Regions from separate parts of the Homo sapiens genome. Here all the other regions are linked to region 2. The links are chromatin loops, found by intact Hi-C in ENCODE. Cell type or tissue: PC-3. All regions are shown on one strand. Each heading gives the region's core, and the rest is flanking DNA. Links, peaks and the distances in the headings are about the cores only.

Evidence for each region. A loop is a pair of places that touch in the nucleus more often than their neighbours do. Peaks named below come from ENCODE experiments on the same cell type or tissue, not always from the same donor. Only the 100,000 strongest peaks of a DNase experiment are listed, where the experiment ranks them.
Region 1: a loop joins it to region 2, with 9 times the contacts of the local background. A loop is called at or near these places in 6 of 110 quality-filtered maps.
Region 3: it touches region 2 in a loop (3-fold over the local background); 13 of 110 quality-filtered maps call a loop at or near these places.

The regions. Positions count from the first base shown.
Region 1 is chr7:16,889,478-16,893,868 of GRCh38, reverse strand. No RefSeq gene overlaps it. Among named protein-coding and RNA genes, the nearest start is that of AGR3, 9.7 kb to the right of the region's middle. RefSeq lists a silencer at 2,210-2,504. In PC-3, for the core only: CTCF peaks have their summits at 1,470 and 2,350; a DNase peak (open chromatin) is centred at 2,338; H3K27ac peaks cover 1,753 bases.
Region 2 is chr7:16,798,551-16,802,666 of GRCh38, reverse strand. AGR2 (anterior gradient 2, protein disulphide isomerase family member) reads left to right here. Exons shown (of 8, transcript NM_006408.4): 2 at 864-1,009; 3 at 1,284-1,347; 4 at 1,464-1,516; 5 at 2,850-2,923. The coding sequence starts at 871. Among named protein-coding and RNA genes, the nearest start is that of AGR2, 4.4 kb to the left of the region's middle. In PC-3, for the core only: a CTCF peak has its summit at 1,398 (motif pointing left); a DNase peak (open chromatin) is centred at 1,456; H3K27ac peaks cover 1,041 bases.
Region 3 is chr7:16,693,158-16,697,548 of GRCh38, reverse strand. It overlaps BZW2 (basic leucine zipper and W2 domains 2), which reads right to left. Exons shown (of 12, transcript NM_014038.3): 8 at 2,545-2,715; 9 at 488-634. Among named protein-coding and RNA genes, the nearest start is that of BZW2, 49 kb to the right of the region's middle. In PC-3, for the core only: a CTCF peak has its summit at 1,717 (motif pointing left); a DNase peak (open chromatin) is centred at 1,738; H3K27ac peaks cover 290 bases.

The sequences.
Region 1 (4,391 bases), core at 825-3,324, 90 kb before region 2:
TTCTCATTTGCATCCCATCCAAGTTACATTACTCTTTGTCCTTTGCTTCTCACTGTGTTCTGACTCAATAAGCCACATAGTTTGAGGTCTTAATTTGGTCTATGAGACCTTGGATCCTGACTTCTGAAACAGTAGCATTGTTAGAAGCTATCATGGCATCATGGTAATTTCTCATCTTGACAAGACTACAATCTAACTATACACTGTGAAATTCAAAGATGTACAATGGAATCAACCTTAAGAATTGGAATTTTTAAGACATTTGAACAAAAAAAAATACATGTAACAATGAAATAGAGAGAAAACCCCTAAGTAAAAGTGGCCAAACAATGAGAAATAGTGGAATTAAAAGAAAGTAATTTCACATAATAGTAGAAAAATACAGTTCATCGTGACATCAATATGTCTCTGGTATTGGTGAGACAAGGTCCCCAATCATGATGATAATCAGTGATTGTTACAGTTATAGTGCCAAATATTAATAACATGTTCATATTTTTAAATTGTATGCTCCATTCACACTTTTGTCAGTGAACACTTGGCATAATTAAAACAGCGTGGCACAGACACATTGAGATATACATAGGTAGTAGTCCTCTTTCTTTCCATTATAAAAACAGCAGTTTTAATGCATGCAAAGATTAATATAACCCAGATAATTTAGCTGTAAGTTTCGTTCTGAATCACCAAGAAAATGGTACAAGTATTCAGAAGAACAGCTTAAATAATTACAGTAAATTCAAAACATTACCAAAATCACTGGTCTGAAATCAGTCATAGGTCCGTTTCTTCTCAATGAGAATAATCTACAGAAAACAAAAATATCAATCAAGTATCAAATAAGAATTAGGTAACTACTATGGGCTCAGTAATCTAAGCACTGCATACGATGTGAAAACACCTTGAACATGAAAACTGCCTGCTCTTAGGCCCTTGAAATCCAGTCTTTCTTCTTCAACAAATCTACATGAAACAGTTTACATATATTGCAAACTGGTGCATTAATTCTCATGTAGAGCAAAGGAAAAAAATCAGGACACTTTAAAACAAACTTTGTCACCAATACTGAGAACCCCACTCCTATCCCCAGTATCAGTCTACTAATTCCTGGGATCACCAAGGTAATGTAGTTATGTTAGACACGAGTCTGCCTTTCTGAATCTTCTGAGCTGTATCTGCCTCTTGATGCCCATCAGAATCAAGGCCTTCATCACAGCTTGAAAAAAGAAGATGTAGACATGTAAAGACCAAGCTTCTCTCTGCATATTTCATAAAATTTCCCTCCATGTGGGACCTTCCCATCACTAAAGCAATGTAAAAATTAGCAGCCCAGACCATTATCAAGAGGGTAATGAGAATGAACTTTGATACTTGTACTTGGAACCTAAACCAGAGATCTTGTGGGCTCTTGATAAGCCAAGTTATATATACACAGGCTGATATTCAACCAATAGATACTGGTACAGTCATCCCAGTTATTAATATGTCAAAGTACTTCCCTCAGGAGTTGATAAATAGGTACTGCAGCAGTTGTTCCCCATCAGGTCCTCCCTACACCCATATGGAGCACCCTTATTTTCCCCTGGAAGCCCTAGCCATCGCTAGATTTAATTCATTGGTACCTATGCTGCATCAATTGTTAGATATTCTGAATCTATTCCAATAGTGTGTGCCAGTTCACACACATAAAAAGATATATTTAATATAATATCCCTTGGGAGGATGGACTTTTCAGTTCACCCAGTTGCCTAGCAATAAATGGAAACATTAGTTGGGTCCCCTGCCCTCCAGCTGTTTGTAGATATTTTGCTTAAGTAAACAAATGTGACTGTACCTGGTAATTCTACTCTTAACACACAAATACCAGTAACCTGGGGTTCTTCACATCTTTAAGCAAAGAAACTTTGGAAACACCTGATAAAGTTTATAATTGAAGAATATTTGAAAGACAACTTAAGCTTTAAGCATTAAGCTCATTAGAAGAACTAGACTTAGTGATCTGGTCCAGTAAAATTCTCGTTTAGAACCTATTAGGAATATTCTGCACTGAAAATCCTTGGGGGCCTCTATCAGTTCTATTATCTATTAGGGGAAGAAATACCAAGATGTGCAAAGTGGTTAGGAGTTGTTCCTAGTCAATGTCTTAGGAAAATGAATGCAGCTGTCATACATATATTAAAATTCTCCTTTTTCCCCATGGCAAGGTGGATAGGCAAATCATATCACAAGTTCTTATCCAGGAACTTTGCACCACAATCTAAACATGTCTCTTTCCTCTACCATGTTCAAGTTTCACTTCACTGCTAGGTTGCCCGCTCTGCTTTCCTTTGATTGTAGTGACATCTAATGTCAGAGTCAGAGAGTAGCTCAGCTCAGCTCCTGTTCAGTTTCCAAATTGACTCTTCAGGTTGTAAACCCACCTCCTCGGCAGACAGACAGCTCACTAGGATAATTTGTTGGGCCAAGTAAAACATGAACAAAACTGAATTAAACTTGTTTAAATTGAAATGCAATTAGTACTTGAATCATGAATTTTCAAAACTGGCTCCTTCTCCTCTTGAGAGAAGTCTACCCTCTAAAAAATCATGTTTTGGGAAAATACCTAATACATCAGTCCATCTTATTGCTAAGAGAGTTTTCTCACTAGTTCCTGGGCTTAGTGGGCTCACTTGAATAATAGTTATATAATAAATAAGAGAAGCTAATATTTATTGGGAACTCATCAACTATCATTTTTTAAATACTCATTTATTTTCTCTTCCAAAAAAGGGAGCAACTTGACCTTTGTATTTGCTGTCTTATCTTCATTAACTACCAAAGAGCCTGCTCTAGGGTAGGCCCACATGTTTGGGAAGGTACTGCCTGCTTTCTGTCACTTTTCATGTTCTCTCACATTTCATCATTACAACACTTCTGTGCGATAAATATTATCAACATTTCTATTTGCATTAGTAATTTCTCTGTGGTCATGGTGGCTACTGAGCAGGATTGGAACCCAGACATCCTAGCCCCAGAATAGAAGGACCACTGGAGGCTGGATGCTCAGGGCAAATGGCCCCATGATCACTTCTCCTCGCATAACTAACAAGTCATGACAATTGTTAAGGCAATGACAACAATGTTAGAGGAAGTATCACAAAAGGTGGGATTGAAATCAGTGGTCACACTGTGAAGTAAGGTGTGAAAAGAAAATTCTCTTTTCGTGTTCATGCTTGACTAGAGAATCAATTCCTTGTCATGATCCCCTATGGGCCCACTCCTCCAGATGCCAGAACCTGTCTACTCTCCTTCTCTAGGACTCCCACTCTTAACTACTATGCATACTGACTTCCATAGTGGAAAGAACACAAAATTTGGGTTCAAATGATCTAAGTTTAAGACCAGGCTCTGCTACTTACTGTGAGTTTGGACAACTCACTCAACCTATGTTAGGTTCAATTTAAAGTGGAGTAAATGGTAGCATTCTATACAAGATGCCAAACTCAGCCCACATTCTTCTATTTTGAATATAGTAAGGAGACAATTATACCCACTTGGAAATGACAGATAGATGTACTTAGTCAAACTGAAAATTCAAGAAATCTCTCTAAGACAGCACAGACAGATGTGAGGACTGACATGCCCATAATCTAATACGTATAAAAGACAGCCTGCAGGGCTTAAGGGAAGGGACAGCACCTGCCTCCAAAAGGTTTGCAGTGGGGCCTGAAAATAAAGCTAAGTCATGCAATGATTTGTGGGAGAAATTGTTCATTCTGCTGGCATTTCCAGGAAGTACAATAAAACCTGGAGTCTTCATGCAGTGGGGAGCTACAAAGGCAACCACAGTGTAAACCTGACAAAGGTGCTGGCTTAGGAAATGAGGTCACTCTGGAGGTTTAATAGCTGGCTAAACCCCTTACAGAAGCATCTTATCATACAGATATAAAAACAAGATCTGTAGTCATAAACAAAACAATTTGAAGCTAGAAAAGAGGTTTCAAACTGAAAAGTGTGATTGCTAACTTTTTTACTGTAATGGGAACAATAAAGAATAAACTGACTACTACAAGGATCAAATCGGTTAAAAAAAAAAAAGAGAAATTCAGGCCTCTGTGGAGGCAGACTAAAGAGATGCAAATTATAAAGGACACATAGATAATAATGTCAGATTTCCAATACAGATGGTCTTACTACGGTTTGACTTATAATTTTAACTTTATAATGGTGCAAAAGCCATATGCATTTAGTGGAAATCATACTTTAAATTTTGAATTTTGATCTTTTTCCAGGCTAGTAATATGTAGTAGCAGACTCTCTTGTGCTGGGCAGAGGCAGCGAGCCCCAGCTCCCAGTCAGCCATGAGATCTGGAGGGTAAATCAATACTCTACAGTGCAGTGTGTTGCCAAAC
Region 2 (4,116 bases), core at 1-2,500:
ACAAACAGTCCCAACTTACAGAAGTTTGACTTAATTTTTTGACTTTATGATGGTGCAAAAGCAATACACATTCAGTAGAAACTGTATTTCAAGTATCCATATAACCATTCTGGTTTTTACTTCCAATAGAGTATTCATAAAAATTACTTGAGATATTTAACACTTTACTATAAAATGGGCTTTGTGTTGGATGGCTTTTCCCAACTTTAGGCTAATGTGAGTGTTCTGAGCACATTTACGGTAGGTTCAGCTGTGGTGTTCAGTGGGTTAGGTGTATTACGGTAGTTCCCCCATTATCTGTGGGGGTTATGGTCCATGACCCTCAGTGGATGCCTGAAACCGCACATTAGTACCAAACACTACATATGCTATGTTTTTTCCTATGCATACATATCTATGATAAAGTTGAAATTATAAATTAAGCACAATAAGAGATTAATAAGAGCTAATAATAAAACAGAACAATTACAACAGTATCTTATAATAAAAGTTAGGTGAATTTGGTCTCTCTCTCAAAATATCTTATTGCACTGTGCTCACTTATTTTGGACGCGGTTGACCGTGGTTAGCTGAAACCGCAGAAAGTAAAACCCTGGGAAAGGAGAGACTACTCTGGATGCATTTTGACTTGCAATATTTTCAGTTTACAATGGGTTTATTGGAACATTACTCAATTGTAAGTCAAAGACCACCTGTATTCTTAGGAAAATCCCATGGAACAGAGCTATTTACGCCAATCTCGTATGTCCAGTCTCAGCAGAGCCTCAGTTTCTGGTATATTCCACCGTTGTGGGGCAACCTGCAGACCCTGAAGACTGCTAGTTCAATTTTGTTTACTGATTTTGGTTGGTTTTCCATACTAGAGTTGCCATGGAGAAAATTCCAGTGTCAGCATTCTTGCTCCTTGTGGCCCTCTCCTACACTCTGGCCAGAGATACCACAGTCAAACCTGGAGCCAAAAAGGACACAAAGGACTCTCGACCCAAACTGCCCCAGACCCTCTCCAGAGGTAGGAGTCAGCTTCTTGTTGGCTTCCAACTGCTACTTAATTGGAAAAGATTTCCTCTCTCTTGGTGCTTAAACCTGGTTCTAACCTGGTGCCAGGTTATTTTTGGTTGTGTTCCTTCTAGACTTATCACTGTTTATAATTATTTCTACTTTCTCCAGGGGTTTTTCTTCTTCTTTAGTATAGGGTCTATTATCCCAGTCTTTACCATTGCTTTTCAACAGCTTTGGGTCTGAATTTATACAAGCTTCAAATATACTGATTCATTTCATTCTAGGTTGGGGTGACCAACTCATCTGGACTCAGACATATGAAGAAGCTCTATATAAATCCAAGACAAGGTAAAGATCAGGATTACTCAGAGCTCCCTCAAAGCTCTCAAGAGCACCACCTAGTGACATCTAGATATATGTGAAATCTTACTCATTAAAATTTGTCTAATCTCTGTCTTTTAAAGCAACAAACCCTTGATGATTATTCATCACTTGGATGAGTGCCCACACAGTCAAGGTAATTTATTCTTCTAAGTATGATTTCCTTTATAGGCTTTTAGCCTTAGGGCCAGGGTTCAGATCACTCATGTTTGTATCTTTAGAACCACAGTTGCATTAAAGAAAGAATATTTTATATAGTAAAAACATATTTAAAAGTGACTTCAAATATCTCCACATTTTGTGATAACCATTGGTACATATTTTGAAAAACTAGTTTTAGGATTCATCTTCAACTTCTTGATTTCTCTTACAGTCCACATTCAATACACCAGCAAATACTGGCTTTATCTTCAAAATATATCCTTAAACCAGCACCAGCTTCACAGGCATGAAGCCTGTGCCATCTCACAGGGCCCCAAGCTTAGAAGGTTCCCAAACTTGGTTTAAACTTGGCTATCATTGTCTTAAAAGTCTTAGTAATTCTTCAACAAGGGGCTCTACCCTTTCATTTTGCACTGGGCCCAAATCCAACCACTTCCTATTGCCTCCATGCTACTGCCCTGGTCCAAGCCCAGATCAGATCTTGTCTAGACTACCATAACAGTCACCTAACTGGCCACCCTACAGCCAGTCCACACAGAAGCCAGAGTGAGGCTGGTAGACATAAATCAGATTCCATCACTCACGTGCTCAAGTGGCTTCTTATCACAGAACTAAATCCAAATTTCTGATCACAACCTATGAGGCTGACATGATCAGGCCAATGGCTATCTCTCCCTTCCTACCACTCTCCTCTTGCTTTCTTCACTCTCTCCAGCCTGGCCTTCGTGCTGTTCCTCCCACAGGTGAGCTCATTCCCACCTCACAGCTAGTGCTTTTGCAGTTCCCCCTGCCCACAGTGGCCTACCCCAAAATGGACCACTCCCTCACTTCAACGTTAGCTCCTCAGGAAGATCTGCCCTGACCACTCACAGTTTTTAAACCCTTTGCTTTGCTTTATTTTTCTTCAAAGTACATATCTCTACCTGAAAGTATCATCTACTTATTTCTTTGTTTATGGTTTGTCTCCCACACAAGTATGTGAGCTCTGTGAAAAAACACATGCTTTTTTTTGTTCACTGCACCATCCCTAGTACAGAACACAGTGCGTAACACATGGCAGCCATTCAATAAATATGAGCTGGAGAAAAAAATGAATTGATGAATGAATGGATGAATGAGTGAATAGAAAGCAGAGGTAGTCAATGCCATAGATATTACTTCACTAATCATTTGCTAAAAGGCCAAAGTAGAATACTGTATTTAAAATGCAATTCAATAAGTAAATAAAATGCAATTTAACTGAAAATTGAACAAAGCTTTTAACCAATGCTAAGATGGATGCTTAATGATTTTTCTTTATATTATAGCTTTAAAGAAAGTGTTTGCTGAAAATAAAGAAATCCAGAAATTGGCAGAGCAGTTTGTCCTCCTCAATCTGGTTGTAAGTTTCCTTTTCATCATTACTAACATTTCTCTATGGCTCATTACTTGAAATGGATGATTCATTTTTCCTATACATCTTAGTTATACTGCATTAACTGGGATTGCTTCCAAATATCCCATCTCATAAATTAGAGAGAAAAAAGATATTTCGTTGTATTAATAATCCATTTGGTGTGTCTGTTTTTATTTAGTAATTAATCATCTTAGTTTGTCTGAAAAATTATCTCCCGTAGTCAGAATTTTTTCTGTTGCTGGAAGGTTTTTGTTACTTGCTGTGCCTGTCCCTCTATAGTCCTGGCTTCTCTACACCCATTCTTAATCCTGGTCATCTCTTGGGAAGAGACAGCTCTCTGGCTTTCCAACTCTAATCATGCCTCTTGTGCTTTAGCTTCATGCATTCCCACCTTACTTCACCACTACCACCCCTCACGGTGCTCAAGCTTTCTGTCTCGGCAAGTTCTTTTTACTGTATACAAATGTTTCATTTTCCTTCTAAAAGCAAGCCAACAAAAAAATGACTCTACCTAATCATATGTCCTTTTGAGCCCTCCGGCCCTTCCTCTTCACAGGTTGGCTTCCTTAAAGACCACTTCGCACCAGTAGTTCTTCCTTGCCTCTCTTCCATGGGCTCTTCCTCTTCCTCTTCCTACTCCTTAATGTGAGTGACATGATGAATCTCTACTTGACCCTTTTCTCTTTCCATATTTTGTATTCAGTGAACAACTCCATCTACAACTGCCTTTAATCAATTCCGACACACTAATAATTCCTACATCTTACCCAAACATGAAACAACTTCCAAATTGTCTATCCAACCATATTCCAGATATCTCATAATCAGCTTAAACTCAGTATGTTCCTCACTGCACATTAATCATCTTGGTTTGCGCTTTTCCAATAGCTCTTCTTTCTCTATTCCCTATTTTACTGAAAGTGGTACTGTGCTAGATTGGACTCTCCTACTTACCTACAGCATGCAATAAGCCCTGTGCTTCTAAATTCCAAGTATTCCTGCTACTAGTCACTTCTCTATAAACTCAGGACCACTATTTTAGTAAGCCTCTTTCACTTTCCCTAGCTTACTGTAATACTGCTAAATGGCTCCTGGTCTACAAGATAAACTCTGTCTAATCCCACATGGCTGTCAGAGAAGTTGCTTTACAGACCAAACTGGGGTCACAGTGCCTCTTC
Region 3 (4,391 bases), core at 727-3,226, 110 kb after region 2:
CTTCCCTGATCAAAGTAACATGGACAGTTTACTCACTGCTATGTTCTCATGAACGCTGGGTGCAAACTTGGAAAAAAATTAGGAAGTATATGTTTAGTCTGAGTCTAGGGTAATTGTAGTTGGAACCCATTTGTCATACTCTCAATTAAGACAAATTTGGGCCCGGCGTGGTGGCTCATGCCTGCAATCCAACACTTTGGGAGGCCAAGGCAGGAGGATAGCTTGAATGCAGGAGTTCAAGACCAGCCTGGGCAACACAGCGAGACTACATCTCTACCAAAAAATGAAGAAATTAGCCAGACGTGGTGGCACGCGCCTGTAGTCCTAGCTACCTGGGAGGCTGAGGAGGGAGGGTGGCTTGAGCCCAGGAGTTCAAAGTTGCAGTGAGCGCAGATCGTGCCACTGCACTCTCAAACAAACAAACAAACAAACAAAAAAAGCTGCAGTTTGCCCTTGGCTGGGTCAGTTCCTTGCTAAGGGCTGTTACCTTCAGGTGCTTCAGAGCCTGCTCTGCAACAAGTTCTTCCTTCTTGTTCCACTCAACAGCGTTCATTATACATGTCCACAGAAGACCAATCACTGCTGTTTCTGGAAGATCATTCCTCTTCATTTCTTCTTTGACATAAAGCACCACCTACATTACATGGAAATGGGGTCAGAAAGTAACAGGCAGATGGAGGGCTCCCATCTCCCCGCTAGCTGCCCAGTCAATCAAGGTTTTGGGGCAGCTAAGAAACAATCTGCTTAGCTTCTCCTTTCCTTGTCTGCATTCTCAGACTGGAAGAGGGAGAAAAACTATAATGATTTGTTCTCAAAGCAAATTTATTTTTAGTCCCAAAATTAATAGGCTTAGCTCTGGCCAGGAGCTGCTGGATAATGTGGAGTAAGAGAGGATTTTTGTTTCCTCATAGAGAAACCCCTTTGAGTCTAGTAGAGTAGGGATACTTGAGCCAGTTTGACTTTTTGGAGATTTAAAGAAGGCAACAGCGTTGTGAACTTTTATCCCATCCCTAAACTTTAAAACCTCTTGATGGATACCATCTTGGGTTTGTACAGGTCCATTCTCCACAATTTATTCTTCAATGATTACTTTTGATGATCCTTATGCCCCATCTCAGTGAAAAGTTAATTTGTAAATAAATTGTAAGTGCAAAGGCAATTTTTAAATTTCATATACATCAATTCAGCAGTATTCAGCAACTTATTTTCTCCTTTGAATTATGTATAAATATGCAAATTTATACTCAACCCTGAGAGTATGGAATATAGGCTTGCCTAAAATTTATTTGAAAGGCTTTTTCCTTTTAAAATAAAATAATAAATAGAGGTTTGGGCCTCAGAAGTGATTGAAAGTCATCGTATATCTCCAGCATACTACTTTGTGAGTAGTAGTAACACCTTTTTTTTCCCTCCCTTTTCTTTTTTGCTGGAAACACATTGCTTTCTTGACTTCTGGCCTGGAGTGTAGAAATGCCAGCAGTGACTTGAGCAGCCTTCAAAAGCAGAAGGAGCCGGGCAGTCCCAGTCCCTGTGCTGGCTGGAGGAAGCCACATAAAAGTGTGACATCCTGGCATCTACAAGCATCACAAGGCTTTTTATGTTTGCTTCTTTTCCCCATGGAAAATAATGTACAAATTCTTGCTTGGAGAAATATGATTAAATATACTGCTATCCTTAATACCATGAGACTTAAGAATATTTGTCATTCCAACACCTCCACCTGCTGGATAGTATCAGTCCTACATTCTCCAGGCTTCAACCATGTGAGCTGCCAAGCAGGGCTTGGAGCATGGAAGGAGGTGTGGGTCAGGCATTTTAGAGCACGTGGAAAAAAAGAAAGGACGCTTTATATTAATTTTTAAATTGTTGCATGAAAGATTTTAAAACTTCAAATAGAAAGCTCTCTCCAGATACACTAAAAATAAAAAAAAGATATAGTCATTGCTTTGTGAACTATAGCATGTATATATAAACTATGTATATGCGTATTATAAAAAATATAGCTTTTACATTATAGGGAAACACAGCTCTTCCAAGTGTGAGTGGGATTAAACAAGTCACTGATCCAACTAGTCTTTTCCCATGACAGGAATTCAAACTTTTTTCAAATAAAAAGCCTGTTACATATTCATACAGAGTGATGAACAAAAAATCCAGTGTTAATTCCAAACACTAGACAAATGCTTAATCAGGTTAGATAACCTGCAACAAAATTTTAAAACTACCATATAATGGGCTATACTGATAGTGGATGGTCAAATCTCTTTGACAGATGAAATATTTTGAAAATCATAGCAGCCTGGTAAAATAAGTCAGTTGTGTGGAAATCACTATTAATTTCTGGACCATCCTAGAGTGTTAACAAAAATGGAGGATTCTAAATCAATACTTTGAAGCTGAGTTAATTTAAATGGTAGGAATAAGTGGACAAAGTTTACAGCAATAAGCATAGGACAGACTTGTTAAGGAAAGCCTTTGCTACACAGCCCATGTAATTCCTCTCATTCATGTGTATTGAGGTGATGTCTGCCCGTGGTCTCCCACCTCCTTGATCGGGCATTCCTGAGAAAGACGCTCCTGGAGCTCCTTCTGCAGTTCCTTCCTGGTGCCCAGGGACTGCTGGACTCGGAGGAAGTCGGAAAGCTCCTTAAGACCTGCGTCAGTGAAGTATTTAGCAAAATGATCCACACTCTGTCTGTTAACTGGAAAGAGTTCCTGAAAAAGGGAAAAAAGACTGCTATAAAACAAGCCATTCAAATTTCAGCAAGCATAAAGGACAAAAGTCTTCATTTCACTTAGAATATCTCACATTTGGAAGAAAAGAATAAAGACTGTTTTACAAAACAACAAATCTCTGGTATATTTACTGAGCTAAACATCTTCTGAAATCAGGCAGTTTCACAAAGAAAAAGAAAAAAAGGGTAAGCAATTGAGATAAACTTGGACCCTACTGTGGCAATACTGAGAGATGAGGCTTTTAAAGAGTTACTGGATTATAAGGGCTCTGCCCTCATGAATGGATTAATCCATTCATGGATTAGTGGGTTATGTTGGGAGGGGACCTGGTGGCTTTAAAAAAGAGGAGGGGAGACCTGAGCTAGCACACTCAGCCCCCTCGCCATGTGATACTCTGAGCCTTCCTGGGACACTGCAGAGTCCCCACCAGCAAGAAGGCCCTCACCAGATGCAGCCCCTTGACATGGGACTTAGCCTCCATAACTGTTAAGAAATAAGTTCCTTTTCTGTATAAATAACCCAGTTTCAGGTATTCTGTTATAAGTAATAGAAAAGGTCTAAGACACCTACCCTACCAACTCTAGTTTATTACATAATTCTGATGGAAATTTTCAAAAAGAGCAATATACCATAGCTGCTCTCATATTTTCACCTCATTTCCATTTTACCCTACACAGTTTGGCAGAATCTCAGTAACACTTAGTCATGATCTAATCCTGGGTGAGTTCAACTCCCATCTATGAAATTAAGATGATTTTCAAAGTTCTCACATTTTTCAGACTGCTGCAGGGTCTAAAAAATATATCCAAGCTTTTGTATTGGTTAGACTTGCATATATATGGCCAATGGCTATGTGGTTCCAGAAAGAGCCTCAGTAGATCTGCAATGGGTTTGCCACCACCTATAGGAACACAGCTGGAGGGCTCCTATGTCAGGATTCAAATTTCAATGTTCTATCATCCTATTAATTTCCCCTGTTGAGTCATATGTTTCAAAAATGTCAGAAGAGAGCTGGTGGGAGCAGCTATCAAACACGCATTCATAATAAAGCAAACATTTTATACCACACTGAAACTGCGTCACTGATATTTCCTCTACTGCTCCACATCTTCCAAATCTGCAGGGAAGGGAACTAATGTATTTTTATTGAGTTTCTTCTATGAATCAAAATGTACTGGCACTTTCCTCATAATAACTGTGTAAAGCAGACATTTTTCTAGACGGTAAACCAAGTTTCAACAAGGTTAAGCAGCTTGACCCAATTTATGCCACCAAAAATATTTAAGAACAGAGCTGTGTGCCCCCAAGTCAATACTTATTCCATTACTCTGTGCTAGCATTCAATATTCTATTTAGGAAGAGTGTGACTGCAAAGTTTGATTTAAAGTTATGTTCAGAGCAATATGCCATTAAACATATCACTCGTAGTTCACTTATGAACTACATTCCAAATTCTTATGAATAGTATATAATACATTGAAAATCATTATTCAGATTAAGTTGAGGGGAAGCCCGTCTAAATCATACCATGTCATTTTTTGACTTGGAACATGGTTTGTATTTTTTTAGAGAAACCATACCGTGGTACAAATCTGTATCATCTCATCCCTAGATTAAGGTCTCTCTGCTTTTGCTCTTGCTCCTGAGTCTATTCC